2 separate regions of the Homo sapiens genome follow, and region 1 is linked to region 2. A link is an interaction called in ENCODE POLR2A ChIA-PET data of the cell type or tissue named here. Cell type or tissue: PC-3. All regions are shown on one strand.

The links. ChIA-PET counts read pairs that join two places held together with the same protein. Peaks named below come from ENCODE experiments on the same cell type or tissue, not always from the same donor. Only the 100,000 strongest peaks of a DNase experiment are listed, where the experiment ranks them.
Region 1: POLR2A ChIA-PET joins it to region 2 with 13 read pairs; 2 of 35 experiments call an interaction of 5 or more read pairs at or near these places.

What each region holds. Positions count from the first base shown.
Region 1 is chr2:200,605,891-200,613,890 of GRCh38, forward strand. AOX1 (aldehyde oxidase 1) reads left to right here. Exons shown (of 35, transcript NM_001159.4): 11 at 3,094-3,245; 12 at 3,431-3,524; 13 at 5,494-5,603; 14 at 6,719-6,903; 15 at 7,914-8,000. Among named protein-coding and RNA genes, the nearest start is that of AOX1, 24 kb to the left of the region's middle. RefSeq lists an enhancer at 2,730-3,929. In PC-3, no CTCF peak of the experiment used is centred here; a DNase peak (open chromatin) is centred at 3,261; H3K4me3 peaks cover 1,666 bases; H3K27ac peaks cover 1,813 bases.
Region 2 is chr2:199,939,745-199,947,744 of GRCh38, forward strand. It overlaps TYW5 (tRNA-yW synthesizing protein 5), which reads right to left. Exons shown (of 8, transcript NM_001039693.3): 3 at 4,021-4,090; 4 at 345-389. Among named protein-coding and RNA genes, the nearest start is that of TYW5, 12 kb to the right of the region's middle. In PC-3, a CTCF peak has its summit at 916 (motif pointing left); no DNase peak of the experiment used is centred here.

The DNA.
Region 1 (8,000 bases), 670 kb after region 2:
TGTCAGTGGGTAGATTGCAAAACTTTTCTCGCATTCTGTAGGTTGCCTGTTCACTCTGACACTAATTTCTTTTGCTAGGCATAAACTCTTTAGTTTAATTAGATCCCATTTGTCAATTTTGGCTTTTGCTGCAATTGCTTTTAGTGTTTTAGTCATGAAGTCTTTGCCCATGCCTATGTCCTGAATGGTATTGCCTAGGTTTTCTTTTAGGGTATTTATGGTTTTGGGTTTTACATTTAAGTCTTCAATCCATCTTGAGTTAATTTTTGTATAAGGTGTAAGGAAGGGGTCCAATTTCGTTTTCTGCATATGGCTAGCCAGTTTTCCCAGCACCATTTATTAAATAGGGAATTCTTTCCCCATTGCTTGTTTTTGTCAAGTTTGTCAAAGATCAGATGGTTGTGGATGTGTGGTTTTATTTCTAAGGTCTCTGTTCTGTTCCACTGGTCTATATATCTGTTTTGGTGCCAGTACCATGCTGTTTTGGTTACTGTAGTCTTGTAGTATAGTTTGAAGTCAGATAGTGTGACGCCTCCAGCTTTGTTCTTTTTGCTTAGGATTGTCTTGGCTATACAGGCTCTTTTTGGTTCCTTATGAAATTTAAAGTAGTTTTTCTAATTCTGTGAAGAAAGTCAATGGTAGCTTGATGGGGATAGCATTGAATCTGTAAATTACTTTGGGCAGTATGGCCATTTTCATGGTATTGATTCTTCCTATCCATGAGCATGGAATGTTTCTCCATTTGTTTGTGTCCTCTCTTATTTCCTTAAGCAGTGGTTGGTAGTTCTTCCTGAAGAGGTCCTTAACATCCCTTGTAAATTGTATTCCTAGGTATTTTCTTCTCTTTGTAGCAATTGTGAATGGGAGTTCATTCATGATTTGGCTCTCTGCTTGTCTATTGTTGGTGTATTGGAATGCTTGTGATTTTTGCACATTGATTTTGTATCCTGAGACTTTGCTGAATTTGCATATCAGCTTAAGGAGTTTTTGGGCTGAGACGATGGGGTTTTCTAAGTACACAATCATGTCATCTGCAAACAGAGGCAATTTGACTCCCTGTCTTCCTATTTGAATACCTGTATTTCTTTCTCTTGCCTGATTGCACTGGGCATAACTTCCAATACTACGTTGAATAGTAGTGGTGAGAGAGGGCATCCTTATCTTGTGCCAGTTTTCAAAGGGAATCCTTCCAGCTTTTGCCCATTCAGTATGATATTGGCTATAGGTTTGTCACAAATAGCTCTTATTATTTTGAGATATGATCCATCAATACCTAGTTTATTGAAAGTTTTTAACATGAGGAGATGTTGAATTTTATCAAAGGCCTTTTCTGCATCTATAGAGATAATCATGTGGTTTTCGTCACTGGTTCTGTTTATGTGAGGGATTACATTTATTGATTTGCATATATTGAACCAGCCTTGCATCCCTGGGATGAAGCCAACTTGATCGTGGTGGATAAGCTTTTCGATGTGCTGCTCATCATCACTGATCATTAGGGAAATGCAAATCAAAACCACACTGAGATACCATCTCATGCCAGTCAGAATGGTGATTATTAAAAAGTCAGGAAACAATAAATGCTGGCAAGGCTGTGGAGAAATAGTAATGCTTTTACACTGTTGGTAGGGGTGTAAATTAATTCAACCGTTGTGGAAGACAGTGTGGTGATTCCTCAGGGATCTAGAACCAGAAATACCATTTGACCCAGTAATCCCATTACTGAGTATATACCCAAAGGATTATAAATCATTCCACTATAAAGACACATGCACACTTAGGTATATTGCAGCACTATTTACAATAGCAAAGACTTGGAACCAACCCAAATGCACATCAATGATAGACTGGATAAAGAAACTGTGACAGATACACACCATGGAATACTATGCAGCCATAAAAAAGAATGAGATCATGTCCTTTGCAGGGACATGGATGAAGCTGGAAGCCATCATTCTCAGCAAACTAACACAGGAACAGAAAACCAAACACCACATGCTCTTACTCATAAGTGGGAGTTGAACAATGAGAACACATGGACACAGGAAGGGGAACAACACATACCGGGGCCTGTTGGCGGGTGGGGAGCAAGGGAAGGGAGAGCATTAGGACAAATACCTAATGCATGCAAGGCTTAAAACCTAGATGACAGGTTGATAGGTGCAGCAAACCACCATAGCACATGTATACCTATGTAACAAACCTGCACATTCTGTACATGTATCCTAGAACTTAAAGTAAAATAAAAGAAAAAGAAAATGGGGACAGAAAGCATAAAAAAAAAGAATGATAACATTCTGGAGGAAGACTGAGGGAAGAATTCTCTAAAGTTAATCTAAATACTAATTGTCTGAATAGTTCAGTTTTTACTGAAGAACTTCTTCTGTCTGCAATATCAGAGAAATGTAACAACTATTCAATGAAGGATACGGTGCTAAGTGCTGGACAGAAGATAAAGATGAATATAACACAGTCTTTGCTCTTTAAAACCACAGTAGCGAGTTTATGTATTCAACAGCTTACAGACTGGTTTTTCTACTCCTGTAGAGGAAATTGATATAATGGCAATGATAAGAAGCAATAGAAATGTGGGTTTGCAGTACAGCCTCTGAAATCTAACTCTTGACAATGGCATATATTAGCTGTCAGATCTTAGGCAAGTTACTCAACTCTCAGTTTCTTCATCTGTGAAATGGGGCTATTAATATCTCATAGGTATGTTCAGATTTAAGGAGATTATCTAAAGCATTCAACATAATACTCAATAGAGTGAGTGTTCAAAGAATTCAGCCTTCATTACCTCCATCAACACCACTTACATCACTACCACCACCTCTATCATTACCCCACCTTCATCACCACCACCACACCACCCCCTCAACTGCTATCCCTACCACCATCGCCTCACCACCACTTTCATTACTACCATTACCTTCATCACCATCACCACCATCACTGCCCATCACCACCATCACCAATAAGCAGGGCAGCATGTATCCAGTATAAAGATTCTATGTCTGTAGCTTTGGTCTAATGGACATTTTCAGATCAGCAGTGATCGCACTGTGTTATTTACAAATGACTTCATTTCAGGACTCACCCTTGGTGCTGGTCTCAGCCTAGCCCAGGTGAAGGACATTTTGGCTGATGTAGTCCAGAAGCTTCCAGAGGAGAAGACACAGATGTACCATGCTCTCCTGAAGCATTTGGGAACTCTGGCTGGGTCCCAGATCAGGAACATGGCTGTATGTATCTGATGACAGTAAACTCTGGTATGCATCCCTTGGGTGACTCTCCCTGATGAATCATGACATTTTCATTCTTTTGGAACAGACAAAAAAAATAGTTCTCCAAAGCCTTGCTTAATCCTTATTTTAGCACTTGCTTTTTTATGATTACATAAATGAAAATAACTCATTATTTTTAAAAGTCTTTAGGGGGACACATCATTAGCAGGCATCCAGATTCAGATCTGAATCCCATCCTGGCTGTGGGTAACTGTACCCTCAACTTGCTATCAAAAGGTAAGTGACAGCCCCTACTTGGAGATTATTAAGCTGTTTCTCTACCCCTTTTTCTCTCTGGGGAGGCAGGAAATCCAGTCTTGAAAATGACTTTTCCCTATAATATCAATACATTTCTCTGCTTTTCTGGATACTGGAAATTTTGTGAGTCTTGTCTTAATAGCACAGGCTTTCTTCCCCTGTGTCTTTCTGGTTTTTTGTTTGTTTGTTTGTTTTTCCTCATACTGGTCACCCTACACTGGACATGTTTGTGTTGGTTAATGTCCGGATGTGATCTGATTATTGCTGGGAACTACATACTATTGAGAACTATTGGGTCCCTTTGTTGAAGACATTCTCCAGGTGGTACAGGAGTGTTGTGGCACCCACATCGTGCTTTGAGCTCACACTTAATTTATCATTGATGGAAACATACAGGTCTTTTTCAGGTGAAAAATGATTGGGCCTCATTCTATATTTATTTACTTGATTTTTGTTATTAAAACTAAGTCCACAACATCTAATTTATCGCTTCTTCCAACTTGCTTGAAAATTATTAGGAAGTTCTAATTGGTCCTCTGTAAATTTGTGGGGTTTTTTTTCGTTAAAAAATATGGACTAGTTTTCTATCATCTGCATTGTTAAATACTTACTCTTCATACCATTTAAACCATAAAACTATCTTTTTTTTTTTTTGAAATGGAGTCTCGCTCTGTCACCCAGTCTGGAGTGCAGTGGCACAATCTCAGCTCACTGCAACCTCTACCTCCTGGGTTCAAGCGATTCTCCTGCCTTGGCCTCCTGAGTAGCTAGGACTGCAGGCATGTGCCACCATGCCCAGCTAATTTTTGTATTTTTAATAGAGATGTGGTTTCACTATGTTGGCCAGGCTGGTCTCGAACTCCTGACCTCGGGTGATCCACCCGCCTCTGCCTCCCAAAGTGTTGGGATTACAGGCATGAGCCACAGTGCTTGGTCACAAAACTATCTTAAAGAGGAAGATTTGCATTCAGGGTTTTCAATTTGAGTAACATCCCCTAAAAGTCATACTATGAGAAACAGGTTTGTGATGTGAATATAGACATCAAAAGCTTCTTAGCTTTCAGTATTTTGTTATAGTTTTAAACTGTTCCTCTTCCTTATATATTAATTAAAGAACTAAAATTCTTCAGGTGTTGGAACAAGATATAAAAAAGTAAGATAACATCTCAGTAGTATACAAATTTATTAAAGATAATTTCTTATTCATGACTGTATCTAGTGGGGTTCCTGGTTATAAACAATAAATATTTGTTGGCTGACTTGATCAGAATATCAAAAGAGATATTAATATTTACTCCCTACTTGTAAAGTTTTAAGTGAATTGTGTTGTCAGGAAGAGGACTGCTAAGGTTCTATTCTACCTGAAACTCTGGGCTACTCTGTGAGATCTTTTCATCTATTTTTTAAATCTATTTTTTATTTTTAAAAAAATTTTTTAGATGGAGTCTCACTTTGTCATCCAGGCTGGAGTGCAGTGGCATGATCTCAGCTCACTGCAACCTCTCCCTCCCGGGTTCAAGTGATTTTCCTGCCTCAGCTTCCTGAGTAGCTGGGACTACAGGTGCGCACAACCATGCCCAGCTAATTTTTTTGTATTTTTAGCAGAGAGAGGTTTCACCATGTTGGCCAGGCCGGTCTCAAACTCCTAACCTCAAATGATCCACCTGCCTTGGCCTCCCAAAACACTAGGATTACAGGTGTGAACCACCACGCCCAGTCGATGTTTTTATCGATGAGAAAGCAAGGAAAACAAAAAGAGATGGGGCCTAGACTAGAAGAAACATTGCAAGACGCATTATAGGGTAAAAGATTTGCGAAGCATAGGAAGAGCACCTGTTTCCCTGAACAACCGGTTTCCTCAGGTATTTGGTAGAATTACTTCCTAAGTTTTGGAAGTTTATTTAACAGACCAAACAGATCCCAGGGAAAGTGTCATTTCTTTCCACAGAAGGAAAACGACAGATTCCTTTAAATGAGCAATTCCTCAGCAAGTGCCCTAATGCAGATCTTAAGCCTCAAGAAATCTTGGTCTCAGTGAACATCCCCTACTCAAGGAAGGTGAGAACATCCCACTGTCAATTTCCCAGTTGCACCTGTGATGCTATGGCTTGTTTATTCCAGTATATGGTGGAATAAGAAAAAGGGTGAAGTGTTTATGTGGGAGATAAAGGCTCAACTTCAGGAAGTGGTATGAGGTCATTATTTTAAGACTTGTGAATAGTTGCCTTTTCCTTGTATTACGCATGCCCCTATCATTCCTCGAATTAGGAGATTTTTTTTTTTTTTTGAGATCGAGTCTCGCTCTTTTGCCCACACTGGAGTGCAGTGGCATGATCTGGGCTCACTGCAATCTCTGCCTCCCAGGTTCAAGCGATCCTCCTGCCTCAGCCTCCCGAGTAGCTGGGATTACAGGTGCGCACCACCATGCCCAGCTAATTTTTGCATTTTTAGTAGAGACGGGGTTTCGCCAAGTTGGCCAAGCTGGTCTGGAATTCCTGACCTCAGGTGATTCACCTGCCTCGGCCTCCCAAAGTACTGGGATTACAGGTGTGAGCCACCACTCCCAGACTTATCTCTGCCATTCTCGCTCTTTCTCCCCCTACCCCAAGCTCTAAAGTAACTTTCTAAAAGGTTTTTGTCCCATAAGCCTTTCTCCCTAAATATGACATGAAGAGTATGCCTCTACCTATATCTTGGGTTTTGAAAAAAGCCTAAAAATACATTTGCAATAGAACTTATTGGAAAAAACATGAGGCTTTGCATGAGATAGAGTCAGGTTTGAATCCTGGTTTCAAGGCCTGAACTAATTACTGAATCCTTCTGCGCCTTGGATTCCTCATCTGTAAAATGGGAATAATCAAGCCTGCCTCAGAGGATGTATTAGTTTGCTAGGGCTACCATAACAAAGAACCACACACTGGGTGGCCTCAACAACGGAGAATGATTTTCTGGAGATGCTGGGGGCTGCATATCTGATATCAATGTGATACTCAACATACACATACCGTCCAGCACGTAGGTGATGCTCAACACACACACACTACCTGGTGTGTAGGTGACACTCAACACACACAGACTGCCCGGTGTGTAGGTGATACTCAAGACACACAGACTGCCCAGTGCATAGGTGATGCTCAGTGTTTCTACATGTGCCACTTAACTGTTTCTTTCAGTGGGAATTTGTGTCAGCCTTCCGACAAGCCCAGCGACAGGAGAATGCGCTAGCGATAGTCAATTCAGGAATGAGAGTCTTTTTTGGAGAAGGGGATGGCATTATTAGAGAGTTATGCATCTCATATGGAGGCGTTGGTCCAGCCACCATCTGTGCCAAGAATTCCTGCCAGAAACTCATTGGAAGGTAAGGCATTAGAAGTAAGGGCTCCTCTAATACTTGTCCTTAGACTCCAAGTATTAGAGGAGCCCTTTTTGTGGTGAGATGTGATTACAAGAAGAAAAGTGTTCCATACCTTTCTATTTAATGGCTGGGAATTCCAATAAGATTTTGTTATTATTTCCATATGTCTTGATGTTAGTGAATTCTGAAGTGGGAATTATATACTCTGTGTGCGTGTGTGTGTGTGTGTGTGTGTGTGAGAGAGAGAGAGAGAGACAGACAGACAGAGAAGCCCTCCCTCAACAGTGCAAATTTGTATTCTTTATTTTGGGAGAATAATTTGCCATGATGAAAAACCAATTATGTGAGTTTGTTCTATAATAAATTGTTAAAGGCATTTGCTTACCTGACTTCCTATATCTAAAGATGACACTAATAGCTAATATTTCTTGAGCATTACTTGGTATCAGCTGCCATAACAAAGCATAGTGATTAAAAGCATGAGCTTTAAAACTTGAGAAAGGCAGACTGGCCAAAATCTCAGTTTACCCTCTGTTAACTCCTCCATGCTCTCAGTCAGCTTACTTAATTATATTGGTACTTTGGTTCCCTAGCTGTCAAAGATGGGTGATCATACCTACCTCACAGGGCAGTTGAGAGGATTAAATGAGTGAATACATATAAGGTGCTAAAAGCAGATCTTGGCATGCAATAAATGTCCTAGTGAGGACATTTATTAGTGAGTAAATGAGGGTCAGTTACTCCTGGACTGTGGATTTTATATGAGTTGTCATTTATTTCTCTAGATCATTCTGTGAGTTGGGTTCTAATATTCCCCTTTTACAGGTGAGGACATGGCGAGACCCAGGCTAGCCACCTTGAGAATGGTGGGCCAATTTGAACTCGGGCTGCCTGATCCAGAGCTTGTACTCTTATTTCCTGTATTAAACTATGGCTATTTGTCTTACCCATTAGATGAAGATATGGGGTAATAAACCCTGTCAGGCTAGGAGTCTTCTCTTTGGACTTTCCAGGCACTGGAACGAACAGATGCTGGATATAGCCTGCAGGCTTATTCTGAATGAAGTCTCCCTTTTGGGCTCGGCGCCAGGTGGGAAAGT
Region 2 (8,000 bases):
TGTCAAAACTTATACAATGAACTATTCAGGATTCTAATAATTATTTCAAATTAATATTTTGTTAACTGAGTTGCCACCTATAAAATATACAGTAGAAGAGATTTCTTATTGTATAGGGATTAGATGACTATAAACACTAAGATTCTACAGGCCTACCTGAATACAAAGTAATCACTTTTTAATCATCTTACTTCTTATTCAGGGGCACAAATCACTGAGAGAAGAATGGAAAAGGATAGAACAGGGAATATGTCAGGCAGTAAGTATAAAATTACAGTGTTGCCAGTTAACATACATACATCCATTTAGATTTTAGGGAATTGTTTTACATTTAGAATTCTTACCTTTCTAGGGTCTTCTCCAAGTGACCGTAAGTAGTATTTCTCATCCTTAAACACCCCAGAGAAAAATAACATCAGCAATATTTTACTTTTTCAAATGTAAAAATACTAGGATTTGTATAGCTATCATGTATTCATAATAATTAAAAGTAAAAAAAAGAATTATGTACTGAGAACTACGGAAAAAAATAAAACACCTTCACTTCAAAAATATTAGGAAGTAAAGTTAGGAAACAAGTCTTAAAATCTGACCCAGTTAAGTAGTTTTCTAAAAAGTTCAATTATCGCTGGGCGTGGTGGGTCACAACTGTAATCCTAGTACTCTGGGAGGCCAGGGCAGGAAGACTGCTTAAGTCCAAGAGCTCAAGACCAGCCTGGGCAACAGAGTGAGACACCATCTACAAAAAATTAGCTGGGCATGGTGGTACGTGCCTGTAGTCCCAGCTACTTGGGAGGCTGAGGCTGCAGTGAGCTATGATTGTGACACTACACTCCAGCTTGGGTGACAGAGCAAGACCTTTTCAAAAAAGAAAAAAAAAAAAAAAGTTCAGTTCTCTTACCCTTTCTACTAATGCTCTCTGGTGGCCATATGAAGAAATGTCTTTAATATGTTGCTCATGATAGTGACTGGATCCATAAAACAATAAGTAAAATAAATTCTAAAGGCAACATATACATACCATCTCTAAAGCTACAATGATTTAGTCTTTATGTTCCAAATTATTTAGACTCTTATTTTAATAGTGTCTTAATACTTAGTAAATATAAATGTACAGTAACAGATAAATACCTTATGCTTTTAATAATATATTTTTTTAAACTTGAGAACACTGCATTTTATCAAGCTAAGCCTATCCCTGTCTATAAATTCTCAAGCCAAATGCTTAAGATTCAGCTCATGTATGAATTAGAAAAATATAATTTCATTGTAGTAAACGTAAACTGATCATTTAAAAAAATTATTTAAATTTTTTAAATTAATTAATTGTTTTGAGACAGGGACTCATTCTGTCACCCAGGCTGGAGTGCAGTGATGCGATCACGCCCACTGCAGCCTCAACCTCCTGGTCTCAGGCAATCCTCCTGCCTCAGCCTCCCGAGTAGCTGGGACATTCAGCTAATTATTTTTACTATTTGTAGAGAAGGAGACTCGCTATGTTGTCCAAGTTGGTCTCGAACTCCTGGACTCAAGTGATCCTCCGGTGTTGGCCTCCCAGAGTGCTGGGATTATAAGCATGAGCCACTGTGCGAGGCCAAAAATTATTATTTATCCTTCACCAAGTAACTAGAGAACTGTTTGAATTATAAAACATTCACTGTTAGAGAAGTGAGATATACCAAGTCAAGCACTTGGGCAATCCAAACTCAGAATTCTGCCTCTTTCACCCAACACTGAGAATTATAACATAAACTTCAAAAGATAATAATATTTATCTTAAGACATAAATTGATGATTGAGGTTTTAATTGAACTCTCAGTGCTTTTCTATTTTTAGCTAGCACCACATCACATAGATTCTATAAATTACTGGCTAATAAGTTTCAAAATGTTCTTCGAAAGTCTAAGGGTTTTCTACTAGTTCTAACATTTCAAGATTTAAAAAATAAAATTAATGCACCAGACACAGAAGTGCACTGCTCAGAAATTCCTTCAAGAAAGAACTCACTGCTTCATTGTAAGGAGTGTGATTAGCTTAGAGCTACCAGCTGTTAACTTCTTCAGGTCCACCTCAGGATTGGAATCTAGGTCATGCTCTTCTTGGGGTAGTCACAACCAGTGACTTAAGCTGGTAAAAGACCTAGACATTGCCACCCAATGCAGGACTTTTCTCATAGGCAGTCTGCTCAGGAGTTCCAGGATGAGTTGGCAGAGACTGTCAGATCTGTATCTACATGTCTTCCCCTATCCAATCCTGCTTCCTCCCCTTTCCTTTCACAGTTATTTCTCCTATTTAACAAGACTTTTGCACTCCTTGTTTTTCTTTTCTTTTTTTTTTTTTGAGACGGAGTCTTGCTCTGTAGCCCAGGCTGGAGTGCAGTGGTGCAGTCTCGGCTCACTGCAAGCTCCGCCTCCCGGGTTCACGCCATTCTCCTGCCTCAGCCTCCCAAGTAGCTGGGACTACAGGCGTATGCCACCATGCCTGGCTAATTTTTTTGTATTTTTAGTAGAGGCGGGGTTTCACCGTGTTAGCCAGGATGGTCTCAATCTCCTGACCTCCTGATCCGCCCGCCTCCGCCTCCCAATGTGCTGGGATTACAGGCGTGAGCTACCGCGCCCGGCCAGCCTTTTGCACTCCTAATTCCATCTCAGCATCTGCTTCTTAGAGGACCAAACTGACAGTTCAAGTTGATCTTGTTTACATAGTTTCCATGATTTTTAGACTTTAATCTTTTACCACGTGTCTATTTCTTTTACTTCACATTTCATGGCTATTTAAATATATACCACTGATTACCCTTAGACATCAAAGTACCAAAGGGCAACTGAATATACATGTTCAAAGCATGGCTATAAAGTTATAAAACAGTTCTCAGGTGCAGCTAATGGAATCCATTTAAAAAGACATTTTGGTTATACTACAGAATCACAGACCTACAGAGTTTGTGGGGATTGTGGCAGTAATCTAGTATAACTATTACCTGACAAGAGGACTGTAAAAATGCAGCACCTTTTAGAACCAAACTCCCCAGCCCAGCTGGCTCAAATGCAGAAAACAGCTTCATTCAAAGATTAAAAAGCAATTTGTTTTTAAAATGTGCTTTTGAATAACACAGTGAATTTTTTTTTTTTTTGGACAGTTATGCTCTTGTTGCCCAGGCTAGAGTGCAATGGCGCAATCTAGCTCACTGCAACCTCCGCTACCTGGGTTCAAGTGATTCGCCTGCCTCAGCCTCCTGAGTAGCTGGGATTACAGGCATGCACCATCATGCCCAGCTAATTTTGTATTTTTAGTAGAGACTGGGTTTCTCCATGTTGGTCAGGCTGGTCTCGAACTCCCGATCTCAGGTGATCCACCCGCCTTGGTCTCCCAAAGTGCTGGGATTACAGGCGTGAGCCATTGCGCTCGACCAACACAGGAAATTTTTAAAAACATATTTATATACAAGGCCTTGATGCCTTATCTCAAGGTATTTAAATTGAATTATTTAAAGCTAGACTATAATTAAGTAGAATTCTTCCGCATTTAATCCTGAACAAATATTACAGCAAATATACACAATAGAAATCACATTGATAACAAGAATACAGAAACAGTCTAATAGTCAATAGATATGAAAATGAAGTTTTCCATTAGCATTTGAAGTTGGCATATCAGACCAAAGCATTTTAAAAGGACGTAACATTAATAGCTAACATTTAATGCGTAATTTCTATACATCAGGCACACTGCTAAGTATTTTACTATTTTATTTAGTTAATCCTCACAAACACTTTATAAAATAGGTACTATTATCACCCCCATTTCACAGATGAGTATACTGAAGTACAGAAAAATAATTTGGCCAAAGTTTGAGAGCTAATAAATAGCAGAGCTACAGTCTGTGGTGCATCCAACCAAATCTTACGAATGTCTATCAGAGACGGCTGTTGCTCTTGTGTATCTACTATTCTTTCATAAGAAAATCCATTTAGTATATAGATATTAATGCCTTCTTTTAAAAATGTTAAAAGCAATTACCTCTGAAACAAAGAATTCTTTATGTTTCTCTTCAGCTGCCCTCTGGACCAACTGGTCAAAAGGTAAAGTTCTGAAATAAACACAAAGGAATCCTTGGACTTAATAATAACAGATCAACTAGTAAGAATCTAATCACTATACATAAAGGCTTGCTGGAGTTGGATATAATCTCCTGTTTTATAATATCTGTAATTTTTATTATAACCTATTATGTGAAATTCTAACTTTTCAAAACTTATTGAGCAGTATGTTTACTTGATCTAAGTTGTCTGAAATTTTGGAATTAAATATTTCAAAATCTATGATACAGATGAATCTTTCAATAGATCAATATTCTATTCCAAGTTATGACAGAAAAATGTTTCTATGGTATCTGATTACCTTTGTAAATACACAGACTTTCAGGTTCTGATTGCTACCTGTTTTTAAGTGGCATGGCAAAACAAATCTTGTGAAGAGTGGGGCAAACTACTAGTGCTACTTTGGAAGAGACAGTACACAAATGGTCCCATGAAGATAACCACCCCCCATATTCCTGCCTTTTGGCATATCACAGAACACAGAAGCCAGTAACACTGCTCTCATCCTGCTGCACCACCCTCTATCATTTTAAGGCTTCTGAAGAATAGCTCAAGGAGAATTCCAGTGAAGTGACCAATTTTTATTCTTCAAAATTTCTGCCCAAATGCCTGTCTCCTTCCATCCTGATGAACAGGGCTGAACACTGTGGAAGCAAAATTTGTTTCCTTTACATCACACTCTTGAGCTAGAAGGATATTCTTACTCCAGATTGCATCTATTCCTTTACTCTCTAGAATCAAAAGTACTGCTCTATAAATGATGGTGATACTGTATAAGTAACAAGACAATGAAGTCCTCAAAAGCCTCTAGGTCAAAATCCTCTCCTCTGCTACCCCCACTACACTCCTGCCTCCAAACTTCTGATTAAAAGCTGTAATCTTTTCACTCTTACTACTAAATATCTTCCCACTTGAACTCTGTACTGAGAAAGTCGAAAGAAAAGGTTAAATACTTTCTCCTTCTCTATGAGAAGATGACCTTGGGCCAGCTTACTTTCTCCTTGCACTGTTTTCCCAGAAATATACTGGGTAAACACAAACATGGTGTGAACCCATGAATTATGTTGAATAAAAAAAATTAAAGATAAATGTGGAATGTCAGTTGTGATATCAGGTAACACTGTTTATCATAAAAATAACCTGATAGATGAATTATGTTTGCACCAGGTGGCCTATAAGTGGACTACAAATACTTGTTCAGAAGCAGATGATTTGGCTTTCCTGTGTGTAGTGCAACTCTCCTAACTGAGTATGGCCCTTGGAGGAACGCAGAAGCTAAGTTCATGGGGTGTTTCAAGCTACCGGTTTCTATGGACCATATGTCTTACCTAAGCTCAGGTGTTTCTATACTACCTCCATTGTCTCATTCCCTTACAACTAAGCTGTAACTTGATGAGTAAAACAAATATTCCCTGGATTTGTATAAAGACTCCACTGATACTACCCTGCTAGAATGCCGTTTCCTGCCTTATATCCTCCCGCAAAAAGCTAAGGGAATCTGAAGCCAGGTTATGGATTGGTGGGTGCTCTGTATGTCAGTCTGAACTTGAGGCCACTGCTGGTAATTATGTAGAGTGAGCACTGCAGGAGAGAAAAGAGGGGTCTGCCATCTACTCAGACCAATGCAGAGTACTATTTCTTTGACTATAGATAGTGTCTGACTAACTAATATCAACAAATTTACTTGGCATTCTCCTACTCAGTGTTTCCCATCTCTGACCTCACCATATACCCTTCATTCCTTCTTGCTTTCATTCTTCAAAGCATCTTTGAAGAGTCTGGGCCAGTGGGGAAGTTTATCTGGACCATAGCCACTACTGTAATTGCTGCATTTAACCAGGCTTAGCTTTCTTACCAGGAATAACACAAAAGTGTTTCAAGACCTTTAGAAAAACAGAACAGAACAGTGACCCTGAAAGAGCAGACAGAGTAGCTCAGCCCAGATAAGCAGAACTGGGGTGTCACCAGCAACCTTTTCTCCTAGGTAATGGTACCTGTCATAGCTTCTACTAAGCCCAGATGGGGGAGAAATTAGGTATGTAAATTGGGAAGTTCTTTGGCTTTTTAAAAATCTATCCTATCCATGTTTCAAAAACAAGGGCATTGGTTATTAAAGGGCCATTTGTCTGGACTGGCAGCACCAGTAAGGAGGGTAATGTCAAAGAAGGCTTAATCATGGGCTCCGTGGAGTCAGGGAAATTAGAGTAAACACCTTGGGTTCCATCACTTCAAGCTATGTGATCCTGGAGAAGTTACTTAATATTTTTAAACCTCTCTTTCCTCATCTGTGAAATTATTATTAAAAATATCTACCTCACAGATTGTTCTGAAGTTTAAATGAGTAATATAACCTAGATTGCTTGGCACAGTAGCTGATATATAATAAGTACTCAGTAAAGGACAGATGGTGGGGTTAACAACAATGATAATGTACCCTTTTGCAGCACGCAAGTAGTCATCAACATTTTAAAAAAGAAGAAGAAAGCCCTTCACTGTCTTGTTCCCCATTTGGAAAAGGCTGCTTTACAAAATCAAGATCAGAACTGATGAGAGTACAATAAACAAGAGCAAGATGATGACAGGAATTACAGGATGTGACAGGAAGATGTGGCAAACCTTACATGATGAGACTTTTTAAAAAAATCTATGATCAGAAGAATGCCAACAATATCCTTTCACCACACAAGGTTCTTTTGTCCAGACTCTCCTGACTCTGAACAATGAGCACTACCAATAAGAAAGAAGTAAAAGTTCATACCTGTTAACGTATCAATCTTCCAATGTTTGATAAGGCATAAAAGCAACCTCAATTTGAAGTGATAATAATAATATACATGTGTGTGCAGGGTTTCTTACTTTCTAGTCTCTCTTTGGCCTGGATGCATTCCTTCTTTCTTACTGCCTGGTAAATGCTAAAAATGACTAAACCTATTTTTTTGGTTGCACTAAAAAAAATAATCTTGCAACTTTTTAGTAGCTCTAGTGAAAGGCTTGGAGGAAGCTGTGATAGGAACTATTACATAATGTATGTGCTTCAAAAACAACTTTTGAAAAGTTTAAAAAGACATGACAAAACATCAAGGCAATTCAAGATGAAGTTTCAGTACTCATTTGTTATGGCATTGGACTCCCTGGAAAATAAACATCATTAACTGCCAGCTGAAAAACACTCATCATTCTGGCATTTTTAATTTGATAAAAAATGAAAAGTTCCTACACTTGGAAAAACTTAAGGCAATTAAATTCAATTCATGGACTATTAATAACTAAAACCATTATGGTGAATATTCAAAGGATTAAAAACTGAGGAATGCTTTGGCAGCTGCTATATGAACTTGGAAAACTCTAATGAGAAAGGAATGGCTGTGGACATTAGAAGCTCTATTTAACTCATCTCTAAATTGAAGTCTTGTGAACTACATGGTTTTTCAATAGACTGATTTTGCTGGGAACTTCACATGCTCAGAGTTTGAGAGCTGTTTGTTTTTAATTTAACAATTTAAATGAAACTCATGGGAATAAATAGCAAATGAAATCTGCAAGATGACAGCATTTAAAACTTTCATCTTTAGACAATCAGCAGCTTTTGACTATTTCTTATTTACTTTTAAGAAATTCCACAGCATAAAATAACCATCATGGGAGAAATTAAAGGTATTTAAGACTATTTTATCAAAAGGGAAAATTAAGTATGATTTTTAAAAGTTATCTAAGATGATGAAAGATTATACCAAACATAGCTTGTCCTGGTTTTCTGGAGAGGACAGAAAAAGAAAACATGAGCCTTTTAGAATTTCCTATTCTAGATAACAGTTACTAATGTGGTAGGATCAACTAATTAATCAAGCATTGAATGAGTATGGCACATCCAACTTCGTATGAAATCTAACCCTAGTTACA